Linked DNA regions of Homo sapiens: regions 2, 3, 4 and 5 are each linked to region 1. The links are chromatin contacts, found by Hi-C or POLR2A ChIA-PET in ENCODE. All regions are on one chromosome and are shown on one strand. The core of a region is the stretch at or near the end of the contact, and the rest is flanking DNA. Distances in the headings are between cores, read along the strand shown.

The links. Hi-C counts contacts between places; a loop is a spot of excess contacts on that map. ChIA-PET counts read pairs that join two places held with the same protein, here RNA polymerase II (POLR2A). Pooled maps may share reads with other maps.
Region 2: a map of CD8-positive, alpha-beta T cell shows a loop between it and region 1 (10-fold over the local background). The contact joins the promoter of FNDC3B here to the promoter of SKIL in region 1. A Hi-C loop is called at or near these places in 3 of 168 maps with a recorded cell type or tissue (CD8-positive, alpha-beta T cell and naive thymus-derived CD4-positive, alpha-beta T cell), 1 of 37 single-sample maps with no recorded cell type and 12 of 50 pooled maps. POLR2A ChIA-PET finds 5 or more read pairs at or near these places in 1 of 52 experiments (CD4-positive, alpha-beta T cell).
Region 3: a pooled map shows a loop between it and region 1 (5-fold over the local background). The contact joins the enhancer-like site here to the promoter of SKIL in region 1. A Hi-C loop is called at or near these places in 3 of 37 single-sample maps with no recorded cell type and 4 of 50 pooled maps. POLR2A ChIA-PET finds 5 or more read pairs at or near these places in 1 of 52 experiments (CD4-positive, alpha-beta memory T cell).
Region 4: a loop to region 1 is called in a map of naive thymus-derived CD4-positive, alpha-beta T cell, with 5 times the contacts of the local background. The contact joins the enhancer-like site here to the promoter of SKIL in region 1. A Hi-C loop is called at or near these places in 2 of 168 maps with a recorded cell type or tissue (both naive thymus-derived CD4-positive, alpha-beta T cell), 4 of 37 single-sample maps with no recorded cell type and 11 of 50 pooled maps. POLR2A ChIA-PET finds 5 or more read pairs at or near these places in 1 of 52 experiments (activated CD4-positive, alpha-beta T cell).
Region 5: a loop to region 1 is called in a map with no recorded cell type, with 3 times the contacts of the local background. The contact joins the enhancer-like site here to the promoter of SKIL in region 1. A Hi-C loop is called at or near these places in 1 of 168 maps with a recorded cell type or tissue (GM12878), 2 of 37 single-sample maps with no recorded cell type and 7 of 50 pooled maps.

What each region holds. Positions count from the first base shown.
Region 1 is chr3:170,356,391-170,359,090 of GRCh38, forward strand. SKIL (SKI like proto-oncogene) reads left to right here and starts at 1,325. Exons shown (of 7, transcript NM_005414.5): 1 at 1,325-1,373. RefSeq lists silencers at 278-1,177, 1,338-1,567, 1,618-1,747, 1,838-1,907.
Region 2 is chr3:172,038,262-172,040,961 of GRCh38, forward strand. It overlaps FNDC3B (fibronectin type III domain containing 3B), which reads left to right and starts at 1,317. Exons shown (of 26, transcript NM_022763.4): 1 at 1,317-1,510. RefSeq lists enhancers at 1,137-1,804, 1,805-2,471 and silencers at 1,390-1,569, 1,710-1,809, 1,990-2,239, 2,300-2,669.
Region 3 is chr3:172,141,259-172,143,958 of GRCh38, forward strand. The region is part of intron 3 of FNDC3B (fibronectin type III domain containing 3B); the gene reads left to right. Among named protein-coding and RNA genes, the nearest start is that of FNDC3B, 100 kb to the left of the region's middle. RefSeq lists enhancers at 1-80, 1,269-1,318. Within about 2 kb of position 1,398, at least 11 of the 41 ENCODE cell types and tissues checked have a DNase peak (open chromatin) inside an H3K27ac peak, as active enhancers do.
Region 4 is chr3:172,107,406-172,110,105 of GRCh38, forward strand. All of the region lies in intron 1 of FNDC3B (fibronectin type III domain containing 3B), which reads left to right. Among named protein-coding and RNA genes, the nearest start is that of FNDC3B, 69 kb to the left of the region's middle. Within about 2 kb of position 1,251, at least 4 of the 41 ENCODE cell types and tissues checked have a DNase peak (open chromatin) inside an H3K27ac peak, as active enhancers do.
Region 5 is chr3:171,790,470-171,793,169 of GRCh38, forward strand. The region is part of intron 1 of PLD1 (phospholipase D1); the gene reads right to left. Among named protein-coding and RNA genes, the nearest start is that of PLD1, 19 kb to the right of the region's middle. Within about 2 kb of position 1,367, at least 6 of the 41 ENCODE cell types and tissues checked have a DNase peak (open chromatin) inside an H3K27ac peak, as active enhancers do.

The DNA.
Region 1 (2,700 bases), core at 75-2,574:
CCTGATCTTGTGGTGGGGTGGAGAAAAGGGGATTTCTTGGTGTTTCGAAATGTGACGGAGCAGCTCTGCAGAGTTCAATATGCTAATCGGCTACCCTGGGAACCAGGAAGACCACCCTACACGCCTCAGAGGGTCACAGCCGGAAAGCTCTTGAGTCCTATCTTCCCTACCTCGTCTCGTCCCTCTCCAAAAAAACACACACACAAAAAAACACCCTCAGTAAACACTGTAAAAACCTTTAATTTATAGCTCCCTTCTGGAACCGAGAGAGCAGCCTGGTGGGGTGGAGGCAGGAGGCTGGGGAGTAGGGACAGAAATGTTTGCTCTCGGTTTTGCCGGAACTTTGGCCACCCCTCCCGCCCGGCCCGATGGCGGATGGAGGTCAGCCAGGGGAAGGCGTCTGGGTGGAGGCCGCCCGGGCGAGGCCGGGGCCGCCGGGGCGGGGCGGAGCGCCGGCAGCTGGCTGGGCGGCCCTCGGGCAGGAGGCCCCGCGGGGGCGAGGGGCAGCCCAGGAGGGAGGTCCCGCGGGGGCGGGGAGCAGAGCCGGCCCCGGGGGCCCTGCAGGGCGGCCGCCGCCCGGCTGCCTCCGGGGCGGGGCGGCCCAGCTGCGGCCCCGCAGGGGGAGGGTCGCCCGTGCCTGACCTCGGGCGGCGGCACTCTGCCGGGCGGGCACTGCCTCCGCCCTGCCGGCTGCTGGGGTCGCGCACAGTGCACCGCGCGGCTGCCCTGCCCCCTCTTCCCCGCTGCGCGGCGTCCGAGCGGCCAGGGCGCCCCCGCGTCTGGCCCATCACCACAGAGCGGCGGGTGGGGCGGGGGCGGGGCGGTGGCCCCAGACAGCCGGCTGGGCGACTAGAGGAAGGAAGGAGGGAGGGCGGCGGTGAGGGTGGGGTGGGGAGGGAACATCCTGTCTGCGCCGGGTGCACCGCAGACAGCGCCGCGCGCCAGCTTCCCAGACGGCGCGCGGGGCCAGAAGCGCCGGGCGCGCGCCTGGGGGGAGGGGCACGCGCGCGAGACGACGGGGCCAGGGGGGCGCTCTGAGGAGCCACAATAGGCCAGACGGCACGCGCGTCCACGAGGGGGCCGGGAGCCGCGAAGTGGCGGCGGCGGCGACGACGCCGGCGGGCCCGCGCGCGCGGCGCCGCCGCTGGCTCCGTTCCCTTCCCCTCCCCCTCCCCGCCGCCCTCGCTCTCCCCCGGGCGGCCGGAGACGGCGGCGGCGTCTGCGGGAAGCTGTGTGTCTCCGCAGTGACGTGGGCGGGCCGAGGACTCGGTGACGTCAGAGGGCTGTGTGTAGCGATGTGTGTGGGGTTCGGAGCCGCGCCGGCACAGCCGAAGGGAGCGGGCGAGCGGCGACGGCGGCGGCGGCGGGCACAGGTGCGGCTCCGGCTTACGGCGGCGACGCGGCGGAGGCGGCGGGAGGCCAGAGGCGCTCACCCTCCTAGGAGCCCGACGGCGGCGACAGGGGCGGTGGGGAATTCACAAAGCTCGTCGAGCTTACCCGGGCACCGAGGCCCGAGTAGGGGGTTTGGATGCGCGGGTCCCGGGTGGGGTCGGGGCCAGAGGGGGTCGCTAGGCGGGTGTTCCACGGCTGATCACGCTTCGTTGGCCCCAGGCGGTGGGCGCCGGCAGGGCAGGGCGCTGTAGTTGACGGGAGCCGCGGGGACCCCGGAGACCCGGACGCCCGTCACCGCCCCCCTCCCCCAGTCCAGCAGCGCTCCGCGGGGATGCCCTGGTCTCGACCCGGTCCGTCAGCCCCCGGCGGCGCAGGGATCCGCGCCCGGCGCCTAAACTGCCCTGGTGTCCTCTTCGTTCTGGCCCGGGGCTGGCGCGGGGAGGTGCAGCATTAGGGGCGCTGAGGTGACACCCGAGAACTTCCCAGGGAGAGGGTGCGCGGGGGGGTGGATTTCCACAGTCCTTCCCGCGGCCCCCGCGGGGGGGCGGTGTTGGGAGGGCACTTGGGGTTATCCCAGGCTCGCCGGTGGGGGTGGGGGGACTCCTCCCTTTACTTCCCTCCACCCCCTTGCACACCCACCCCCAGGCTTCCCGTGTCCCTTGTTCTCCCTCTCTCCGGGTTAGAGATAGGTGGGTGGCTTTGAGTGGGCGGAGGACTTCAGGGTTTTAGGGGCTCCCCCATTCTAGGTCATGCCTCTTGCTCTCTTCCTTGGCCTGTGTTGAGTAAGGTGTGTTCCTGTGGTGGACGAAAGTCTGTACGATGGTTGGTGGCATTGGTCCTTAATCCTTTGGGTCTGTTTTAAGGTAAAGTGCTGAGAGTTTGGGAAGCAAAAATTTCTATTTATTGGATTTCTTTTGGCTTTTCTCTCAAGAAGGAAGTGGAAAAAGAGTCTTTTCTTTTTCCCTCTTCCTCCATTTGCATTCTTTGTGAGGTTTGTCTGCCTTGTGCTTTTTGTCCCGGATTAGTCTTGTTGAAGGATGGAGATTCCCAGGCGTGGAGTCTATAGCTTTTGGCTTCCATTAAGTAAAATCGCTAACCTTTTTTTAAGAGAAAGTTAATTTTTGCCTGCAGTCATTCCAGAAAAATAGTGTACACGGACTAGCTGAATTAATCCACTTAAAATTGTAACTTAGTTACATATGGTAGATATGTTAACTCCTATCTGATTTTTTTGGATGAAACTGTTGTTTTGTTTTTAAATAGGAGATGAAGTAATGGATTTTTTTCCCTCCCTTAAAATGGCATAGC
Region 2 (2,700 bases), core at 67-2,566, 1.7 Mb after region 1:
TACCCTATTGGCACTAAGGAACTACTGCCTACCCCCCGCCCCGGCTTCTCATGCAGGACTATGACCTAGAATTGGAGTTATGTTATAGAAAGATGGCTTCAAGTTCCCCTTTGAGGAGCTCCACAGTAAATAAGCCATTTAGGAGAGAGGTCCCCATTTCTCTGGACTCACCATTGCCTCCAAAAAAAAAAAAAAAAGGCTAAAATCTCCCCAAAAGAATGGCAAATGAACAAGGGAAGGAAGGAGCTATTTCTTAGTGTTCTTTAGACTTTAACAGAGTATTATGTACTGCTATTATTATTTTTTAGGTTAACAAAAGTAATACATTGTCTCTAGTGACTCCCTGAATGCTCCTTTGTAGCTTAATAGTTGAGGCTGAATGTAGCTATTCAGAATACCTGGACAGCTATGGATGGAAGGGGCTTCTCTAGGCTAACTTTTGCTCTCTTGTCTCCTGAATAATCTGAGGGGTGGCATGGGATGCAGTCTGTTAACCTCTTAGAGCCTGTACAACAGAAATACATTACATTTGACTTAATATGAACTCAACAGTTATTTAATGAGTCCTATTGTGGTCCTTGCACTGTGCTATATTTTACGGATATAAAGATAAAAGTAAGAAACAGTCTTTGTCCCTGAGAAACGCATTGTGAAATAAGGCTGGGTGAGTTGGCTCACGCCTGTAATCTCAACACTTTGGGAGGCCAAGGCGGGAGAATCACTTGAGCGACAGAGTTCCAGACCAGCCTGGGCAACCTATTGAGACCCCCTCTCTTCCAAAAAAGGAAAAAAAAAAAAAAAAAAAAAGGGTGCGGTGGCTCATGCCTGCCCCGTGCCTGCAGTCCCCAAAACAAACAACAACAACAACAAAAAACAAAAAACAAAAAGAAAGAGGAAAGAGAGATTTTAACTTAAGTATAATAAAAATTGCTCATACTATGTTAGTTGTATGAATAAAATGCTGTGGGAAATGTGGGAGTAATATAGCTCACAAGGTTGCTGTGGGGGTTAACAACAACAAAAAGCGAAATATATGTGTAAATGAAAAAAAGTCAGTTTTAGGCTTAATTATCACTGAGTAAACATTGCCTTTATATTACTTTGGCGATCTGCAGAACGCGCAGCCCTCGCCATTCAGGAGTTGTTAGTTCCCTAAGCCTCAGGTTTCTTTAGTCTGGCTGAACCAAAAGGAGTTTCTGCTTAGCTAGGCAGGGCCGGGGGACAACAGCTTCTGCGAGTCTGCGATTGTGGCGGCCGGTATATTCGGCGGTTTACGGTAATGGGCGGGCCCCAAATCCCCATGTGGTCCCGACATCATTGACATGGCGGAATCCCCCATCAAACCCTCCTGGTAGTTATTTGAGCGGCGGCGGCGGCGGCTGGAGGAGGAGAGCGGCGGCGGCGGGAGCAGCGAAGGGGGCGGCAGGGATCCTCCAGGCTGCCGGCTGGGAAGGCGTGGGCGACCCGGTGTGTGGCGCGCCCAGAGCCCCGCGTTTCAGCCCTAGGGAAGGTAAGGCGTGCAAGAGCCGGGGACTAGAGGAGACCGGGACCCCGAGCGCGATCGCCGGGTCCCGGTGCACTGGAAAGCCCCGGCCTGACGCCGAGTCCGCCAAAGTGCGTCCCTGTCCCGGGAGCGCCCTGGGCTTCCCGGCAAAAACTTGGCGCCGGAGTGCTGGGGCGCCCCGTGCTCGCCTGGGCACCCCGGGAACACGGGACCCGGGAGGGGGCGGCCCCCGCCTTGCTGGGCTGGGGTCCCCCGCCTGTGCCCCCTGCCTCAGGGTTTGGAGGAGTGAAAGAAACGGGTAGATTCCTCTTAAAAAAAATTGGGCAGTGGCTCGCGGCCTCCCCCCACCCCCAGCCTTCCCAGCAGATTTTGTCCGAGGAATCCGCTCCCCCTCCCGGAATCTCCGCGGCAGGAACGCTGCCCAGGAGGGGGAGGGCGGGCGGCGAGGCCGAGGAATCTTCGACGTGTCACTTTCTGAGGCTGTAGATTTCCATATGGTGGAGGGAAGAGGGCGGGAGTGCGAAGTGGGGCTGGAAGTTGGGGCCGCCTCTCCGCGCCGGCGGGGGCGGTCGGGGGCCTCGAACCCGGGGATGCTCGCGGGGAGGGTCCCGAGCCCGCGCCGGCCTGGCCCCCCCGTCCCCGGCTGGGCCTCTCCGGGACACTCCCCGCCCCGCTGCTGGCCACCTCCGAGCACGCCACGTCCTCCTCCCCGTCCTGCCCCCCGGGCTCCCCCCGGGCTGGGGGCGGTAACCGGCGGCCGCGGCCGGACTTGGCGAGCCGGCGGCTGGAAGCTCGGGCGGGGGAGCGGGGCGCGGCGGGAAGGAGCGGGCGACCCGGTGTGTGGGCCAGCGGAGCTCCGGTCAGTCGGTCACCCCGAGGGGCGCCTCGGCCGGGGATAGGGCGGGCGGGCGGAATCTGCGCCCCGAGGCGGCCAGGAGGGGCCGCGCGGACCGTCTGGTGCCCGCGGCTGGGCTGGGGCCGGCAGGCGTGGGAAGGGCCTGTCACTCTCGGCAGAAAGTGGGGCCTCGGGCTGTGCCCGCGAACTTTCCCAGAGGTCCGGGTCCCGGCGTCCCGTGGGAACCGGAGGACCCGGGCCCGCCGTCTCGGGAGACTGGGCTGCGCCGCCCGGCGGCGCCTTTGGCGGGGAGGCTTCCAGGAGTGCGCGGTCGGAGTTGGAGCTTTTGGAATCTCAGCTC
Region 3 (2,700 bases), core at 148-2,647, 1.8 Mb after region 1:
CATAGGGTTGCTGGTGATGGCACCAGTTCAAACATTTTAGATGAAGGTTTATAAGAATGTGTATACTGTTCAGATATGGGGTTATAGCTAAAACAATGGGTCCAGTGTTCCATGAATTTAAAGTAAATTTTGTTGTAGATTTTTAGTTGTTGGTTTTCTTTTGAATAACAGCCGTTCACTCTTGCACCACGCCTGAGCAGCTATATTCAGAGAAGGCTGTATCCTCTTATTTTATCCAACAAAGCAGTTTTTCTAATGTGCCTCCTTTTACATTTTCATTGAATTCCATACTTCTGGCTGGGCATAGTGGCTCACGCCTGTAATCCCGACACTTTGGGAGGCCAAGGTGGGGCAGATCACCTGAGGTCAGGAGTTTAAGTCCAGCCTGGCCAACATGGTGAAACCCCATCTCTATTTCCCCCTAAATACCAAAATACAAAAATTAGCTGGGCTTGGTGGTTGGCACCTGTAATCCCAGCTACTCAGGAGGCTTGAGACAGGAGGATCACTTGAACCTGGGAGATGGAGGTTGCAGTGAGCTGAGATCGTGCCATTGCACTCCAGCCTGGGAGACAGAGTGAGACTGCGTCTCAAAAAAAAAAAACTTGTTTCCATACTTGTTAAAATTTTTATTTAGTGCATTCTGTTTCTTAGGCAGTACCAAGAAGCAGTCAGGGCTATATATTGGGAAGATCATTATAGATTTTGGAGTGAGATTGCCTGGCTCAAAAATCCCCTGCACATTAGATGTATATTGTAAAATTAGTTCCTTAACTTCTCTACACCTCAGTTTCCTTATCTGTAGAGCTGGAATAGTAATTTCTCTCTGGAAGGATTGCTGTGATTAAATGAGTTATTGTGTACAGAGCACTAAGAACAATTTCTGAGTCATAGTAGGGGCCCAATAAATAGGAGTGATTACTAAGCTTTCGCTCTTTATTATGGGTGGGCATTGACCCCCCCTTCATTTTTTGTTAGCTAATCATTTTTAAAGCATTTCAGAAAGCCTATGCGAACTGGAGTTATTAGGATTTTTTAGATGTCTTCACGTTTAAATTCTAACACTTCAAAATAACATGTTTAAAAGTTATGCAATCGCAGTTTAACTCCTCAACCCTTCTGCCCTTTAGGCTTGTTAAACAATGATTAAAATGTCATCTCTGAAGGTACCACTGCTTAGAGTTCTTTAAATGTCACAGATCTTTGCATGTCAGATAATTCAGAAAAGCGAGCAGTGTCGCATTACCTCAGTGGTTGGCCACAGGCTATTTCACAGCTTGTAGTCTTTCAGTTCCTGCTTTATTCTTTCTGTATTTTTTACTCTTGTTCTTGCACTTCCAACCTGAAATAGAAAAGTTCATGTTACAAGTGTCTTTAAGGAAGACTGGATTAAGTTCTTCAAGGGCAAGGGTCAAAGCTTAGTCATCTTTGTATCCCAGAGCCTATCCTGCATGCAGGAGGCATTCAGACTGAAGGAAAGTCATTTCCTGATACTTGTCTTAGTCTGTCTGGGCTGCTATAACAAAAATACCAGAGACCGGGTGGCTTATTAACAACGGAAATCTATTTCCTACAGTTCTGGAGGCTGGGAAATCCAAGATCAAGATACTAGCTTCTTTGGTGTTTGAGGAAGGCCTGCTTTCTGGTTCATAGATGGCAGTTTCTCTCTGTGTCCTCACGTGGCTGAAAGGCCTAGGGGTCTTCTTGGGCCTCCTTTATAAGGACACTAATCCCTCATGAATGGGGATTAGTGTCCCTCATGATCCAGTCACCCCTTCTAGTACCACCCCTTCTAATACCATCACCTTTGGGGTTAGAATTTCAATGTATGAATTTGCGCTGGGGTAGGGGACACAAACATTCAGACAGTGATAGTACTGCTGAAGATAAAATGATGGAAAAATTCTCTTAGGTAATTTAGAGAAGTTATTTATTTTTGTTGTTCTGAAAAGGTAGTTAAATTTAGTTATTTTCACTCTTAGTTCCTCAATTTAAGATAATGAATACAGGCATGAGTGTGTTTCCAAAAACAGTAATTCTGAAAAAGTCCAATATATGGATTAGCTTCTCTTACCTGTAAAAATGCATGAGGGAATCATTATATTCATGCTTTTAATAACTTTATTTTGGGGGAGAATAGGATGGGAATACCTTAGAAAATGTTAGGCTATTTAATCCTTAAAGATACATCAACTTTTTCCCAAACTTTGTATTTATTTTTGTGTTATTAACAAATATTTTAGGTTACTCGTTAATTTTATTAATATTTTATGTTTTCTTGCTGTTGGAAATTATAGCGTTTATGTATAGTAATAAATTCTCGGTAAACTCTGTGTCAGACCCAGGAACAAATTATGCTTTAGTAAATGAGGGTTGGGGCGGTGGCTCATGCCTATAATCCCAGCACTTTGGGAGGCCGAGGCGGGCGGATCATGAGGTCAAGAGATTGAGACCATCCTGGCCAACATGGTGAAACCTTGTCTCAACTAAAAATACAAAAATTAGCTGGGCGTGGTGGCACACACCTGTAGTCCCAGCTACTCTGGAGGCTGAGGGAGGAGAATCGCTTGAACCTGGGAGGTGAAGGTTGCAGTGAGCCGAGATCGTGCCACTGCACTCCAGTCTGGTGACAGAGTGAGCCTCCATCTCAAAATAAATAAATAAATAAATAAATAAATAAATAAATAAATAAATAGTAAA
Region 4 (2,700 bases), core at 1-2,500, 1.8 Mb after region 1:
ATTTCTTCATTTGTAAAGGGTAGTTGATTTCAAGAATGGATTCATGATCACATCTCCGTGGTGTGTTGGGGGACAGTGTGGATGTGGTACAGCCTTGACCAAAATGCCTGAGTCCTGTGATAGATTTGGCCAGCTCAGATACACATCTGTCTAGGAAAGAAGGAACCCAGACCAAGAAGATGAGTGTTAGTCAGGGTGGTTTCTACTGAGACTTTTTGACTAAGATGAAAATGAGTTACAGTGCGGTTATCCAGAGATCACACATCTGGCCTGCTCAGCTACCTTCACAGCTGATGATCAGCTGGTGGTGAAAAGGAAGACTGCACAAAGCGCACGAGGAACTTCTGAAACTGTACTCAGGGACTCCTCTCTGTGTGTGTATGTAACTGACAATCTGGCCGCTCAGCCCAAAGAAAATTTAAGACAGCAAATTTAGGAAAAGGCCCTGAGACTGGAGGGAGTGTGGTTAATGAAGAAAAGAGAAAGAAAAAAAAACATTAAAATTAAGCATAAGAACTTATTGGGAGGCCGAGGCGGGCGGATCACAAGGTCAGGAGTTCGAGACCAGCTTGGTCAACATAGTGAAACCCCGTCTCTACTAAAAATACAAAAAATAGTTGGGCATGGTGGCACGTGCCTGTAGTCCCAGCTACTCGGGAGGCTGAGGCAGGAGAATAGCTTGAACCCAGGAGGCGGAGTTTGTGGTGAGCTGAGATCACGCCACTGCACTCCATCCTGGGCAACAGAGTGAGACTCTGTCTCAAAAAAAAGAAAAAAAAAAAGTAGAGGTGGGGTGATAATAGCTCTGTATATGTAAGGTCAAAATGTTTCAGTAACATCCTCATCCATCACCTTATGACTGAATACAGTATTCTTATAAACTGTCCTGAAATCCCTAAGAAAAAAGCTGTGGCCAGCCTGCTCTTTAATGAAGAACATGTGTAATTTCCATTCGCAATCATTACAAACAAATAGAGTAAGCTTTAGTTCTTAAAGTTAACTGTATGGATGAAAGCCTTCCACATCCATTGCTTCCTCTTTTAATTCCATTGAAAAGCCTTGTCGGCTTTCATCAGGTAGGTATTCCTGAGGTCTCCTCACAGCTGAGTTGAGCCACCCTGTTGAGAGTTAAGTCCACGTGTAGTTTTGTCTCAGTTACTGGTTAAAACAGAGGAGGTTCACTTTTGGGTTGCTGTGACTATAGAGTGATGACTGCTCATGACAAGCCTTCCCAGGCCTCCTGGCCTGACTTAACCTGCTTTAACTGTTGATGGTTTTGCAATGTGGTTTCCCCACTTCACAACCTGAATCTGTGACTTTCTACTGGGAACACTCACTACGTTTCCCTTTTCATGCCTGGGGAATAACCAAAAAGATACTACTGTGAACGCTAAGTTTTATGTTTTCATGCTTTTATGCTTTTCCTCCTTGCCTTTTCTCTAGTCTGTTTTCTATGGAGCATAGACTAAGTCATTTCTATTTTATGATCATTTTAAGGGACAGCTTGGCAGGCAGTTGGCTTTTAAGTAGTTGGGCAGTTCCTTGCCTCGAAATAATTCATTTCTTTGTATGTCTCTTGCATTCTAGGCAAATAAAAGTACTCTCTGTGTGTGCATGGAGCACAGAAATGGGGATTTAAACATCGTTGGCTGCATGTAGGCCCCATCTAGCTGAATCTGTTACCTTATATTCTTGTCAGGATGAAGTCTGGTTTATCTCTGGTGAAACTGTTAGGGATTACAAAGAAGGCCTTGGATTCTTTTTTTTTTTTTTTTTTTGAGACGGAGTCTTGCTCTGTCACCCAGGCTGGAGTGCAGTGGTGGGATCTCGGCTCCCTGCAAGCTCCGCCTCCCGGGTTCACGCCATTCTCCTGCCTCAGCCTCCCAAGTAGCTGGGACTACAGGCGCCCGCCACTGCGCCCGGCTAATTTTTTTGTATTTTTAGTAGAGACGGGGTTTCACCGTTTTAGCCGGGATGGTCTCGATCTCCTGACCTCGTGATCCGCCCGCCTCGGCCTCCCAAAGTGCTGGGATTACAGGCGTGAGCCCCGCGCCCGGCCGAAGGCCTTGGATTCTAGCAAGCTGGTGGCTGAGGGAAAAGATCAGCAATACTGGTTATGGCTAAGTGAGACTGCTGGGCTCACAGTGGCCTTTATTCACTTTTATTATTTCTTCTGTTTTCTCCATGATCAACGGTGTGACTGTTGGGTGGTTGAATTGAAACTTAGGAGTGTATGATGTTCATATGTTCCCACTTGATCTTTCTCAGGAGTGTTTGTACATACAGCCTCCCTGTCTCCCCTTCCTCCATCCCTTCCCAGTCATTTCTAGTAACCACTGAACACTGTATGAGGTGGAAAGTCCATCACGTAGTAGAGAAAAAGATTCAGGCATCTCACCTAAAGTTGTCTATGAAGTTTTCAAAAGCAAATATAATGATCTCCTTGTGCCAGTGGACTTCTTTGGTTTATTTGGGGGGTAAAATGCCTTATGAAAAGAGATGGTTTTGCACATCTGTGTCAGTCCCCATACTCTTCTATCCTACTTCTGTAAGGCCTTTGTGGGCCTGGGTCTGGGGGATCCATCTACCTTATCCCACACTTGCAGAACCTGGAGTTAATGCCCTGCTTAGGACTTGACACCTGTGCTTAAGGGTGCTATTTAGCGGGGTTGGATTGCTATGTCTCATTGACAGCGGTCC
Region 5 (2,700 bases), core at 117-2,616, 1.4 Mb after region 1:
TGTACTAGCTCTCTCCCAATCTCTTGCAATAATGGCCAGGAGAAGAGAAGATTGTGAGTTAATTTTTCAAAAAATGAGATTTATGATAATTTAGAGATGCACAGTGAGGTGTGGCTATGTTACTAAGCTCTGGCCAATGAGATGTAATTGGGAGTACTGGAATTATGAGACAGGGCCTGCAAAGGAAGCTGGCATGCTCCTCTTCCTCTATTCTCTGTCTGTAATGTAAATATGATGTTGAGAGCCCCAGCAGCCATCTCAGACAAGGGCCACATCCTGGAGGTGGCAGATTGGAGAGCTCTAGAGACTGATGACTTCTAGAGCCGTCATGCCAGCTCCCAACGGACTACTTCTGGACTGTTTATACATGAGAAATAAAGCCACTACCTGGGGGCTCTGATACTTGTAGTGAAACACAATTCCTAACTGATATAAGAATTGTTTTCTTTAGTCTTCCTATTCCCTTAGCAGTAGACTTTTACATCTAAGTTGCTACGTTATCAGGAATAGCTGTATTTAATTTCACTGCTATGTACATAGGACACATTAAGTGTTTAAGAGGATTAGAGGAGACAGCCACAGTAAAAGCTTTTTCGTATTTCTCCATGTTTCTGTGTTTTGGCAAAAGAATATGAGAACTTTTCATAGTCTGCAACAAATGCCTTCACAAAGCCACAAACTTTAATTCCCATGGAATAGAATTTCATATGGCAAGCCTGTGGTTACATCCAAATCCACTTATTCAACAGATTTGTGCTGTAAAAAAACCTCACACTAGCCTATCTCTTTAGATAGGCTCTGTCTTTTCATGTTGGAGTCATCTAATTTTCCCCAAACCAACAACCCTTGCACATGTCTGGGGTATATTTTTTTGCCGAATGCAAACCACATGGTCATTTCAAAGCCTATAATTCAGTTCAGGAGCACTGGGCTTTCTGGATGCTCGTGAACATAACCATCAAGAGTGACACACATTTCTGGCAGTCACCTTGCCAGCTCCAGCTCTATTGTGTCTCTATATCACGGTGAAAAACTGCCTGACACACTAGGCAGCTGACATGTGTAGGGAAAAAAATATCAGGCCTGTGACCAAGGGGAAAATGAAGTGATTAATATGGAAAACACAACAAGAAACATCAAACAGGAAAAAGCTGACACTTCCTATTCCTTTAGCTTCAAGTAAATGTGTTTTCTCCTCACACTGACTGTAAAAGGCTGGATCGAAGTATTGACATGATATAAACGTGTCAGATGTCTTCCTCACCTGGGGCCATTCATAATACTGAAGAGTCTTTCACTCCTTTTTTTTTGTTTTGTTTTAGAGGGAGGGAGGGAGGTGAGGTTAACGTAATCATAACCCTGAAAAGATAAACTTGGGAAACTATAAGCATAAACACAATGGGCCGAAGTGTTCCCAGTGTGAGTCACCACTGTTGTGCCCCAGCTCCTTTGTTCCTGCCATTTCCTTCCTTTCAGAGTTCCGGAACATTCCTCTCTGGCTGGCCTGGCTCCCTTTCCCAACACCATCCCTTAAACACTGGTGTTCTTCAGGCTTCTGAACTCGACCTAGTCTACCTGTAGACTGTGTCTCCTCATTCTATGTCCTCACAGGGAGGTGAGTCTCATAGATACTCATTCATACCCACAGCTTTACTACTCCCAATGCCACCATTCCTTTCTTCTCTTTCTCCTGAAGGCCCAGTGCCTAGTGAACTGTCCTACCAGTATCTATTTCATCAAGTCCCAAACTGAACATAGTCATGCTTTTCTACCTTGCATCTCAATTCCATCCTCTTTCCCTGTCTCACAGCCCAGCCACATATGCACCCTGTACCTCCGTTATTGGCCCCATCATGCACCCAGGGGCCAGTTCCATCCTCTTATCTATTCCACCTTATTTCATATACTAAGAGTAGTGGGGGCTGGGTGGCCCCAAATGAGATTCTTATATTCTGGGAATGCAGATGGATCAGGGGCCCCTGGCCATCCATCAGGCATTCAGTACCACACCAGCTGATCTGCAAGGTGAGAAGGGGGCCCTCAGACACGAAGGTCTCGCTGAGCAAACCAGGGGACAAACCAGGAGAAGGAAGAGGGCCTGTTTCCCTGCCCAGCCCCAGACTGGCTGAGGCTGATGGAGCAAGTAGCTGCAGGAAGAAGTGGAGAGGATTGTCTTTCCCCCTGCCTCTGTGAGTCACAGAGAAACACAGTAAATTTAGGCTCCTGGTGACAAAAGGAGTCAAGGACATTTCTGCAGGGCACATACCAGGTTCCAGCATCTTTCTAGAGCCCCACCCTCCCCCCAGATTTGCAAACTTGAAAAAAACAAGTCCTGGCATGTGACTCCTTTTGGCATAAATCCTCTTCAGGAGGACACCAGCTATGGCTGAGGTGGAGCCTCACACACAAAGCCCTTTGGCCCACGGTCATCAACAAGGAAGCCAAAGCGGAAGACTCCCCAAGGAAGTGGGGCTCTCAAAACACATGTGAGACAATGCCAAGATACCACCAGGAATACCTGAAGGAGACTTGCATTGAAGGTCCTACGGATCCACGTGGGAACACAAACCAGTGAAATTTGCGTGATCTCCACTGACTAGACATCATTTGAACCCTCATGCTGGCAGGGTCTGAAGACATTTCGTAATCTGTCTCCACTTTTGATCCCTACTGTAGCTCCCCTACAAAACATTTCTACAG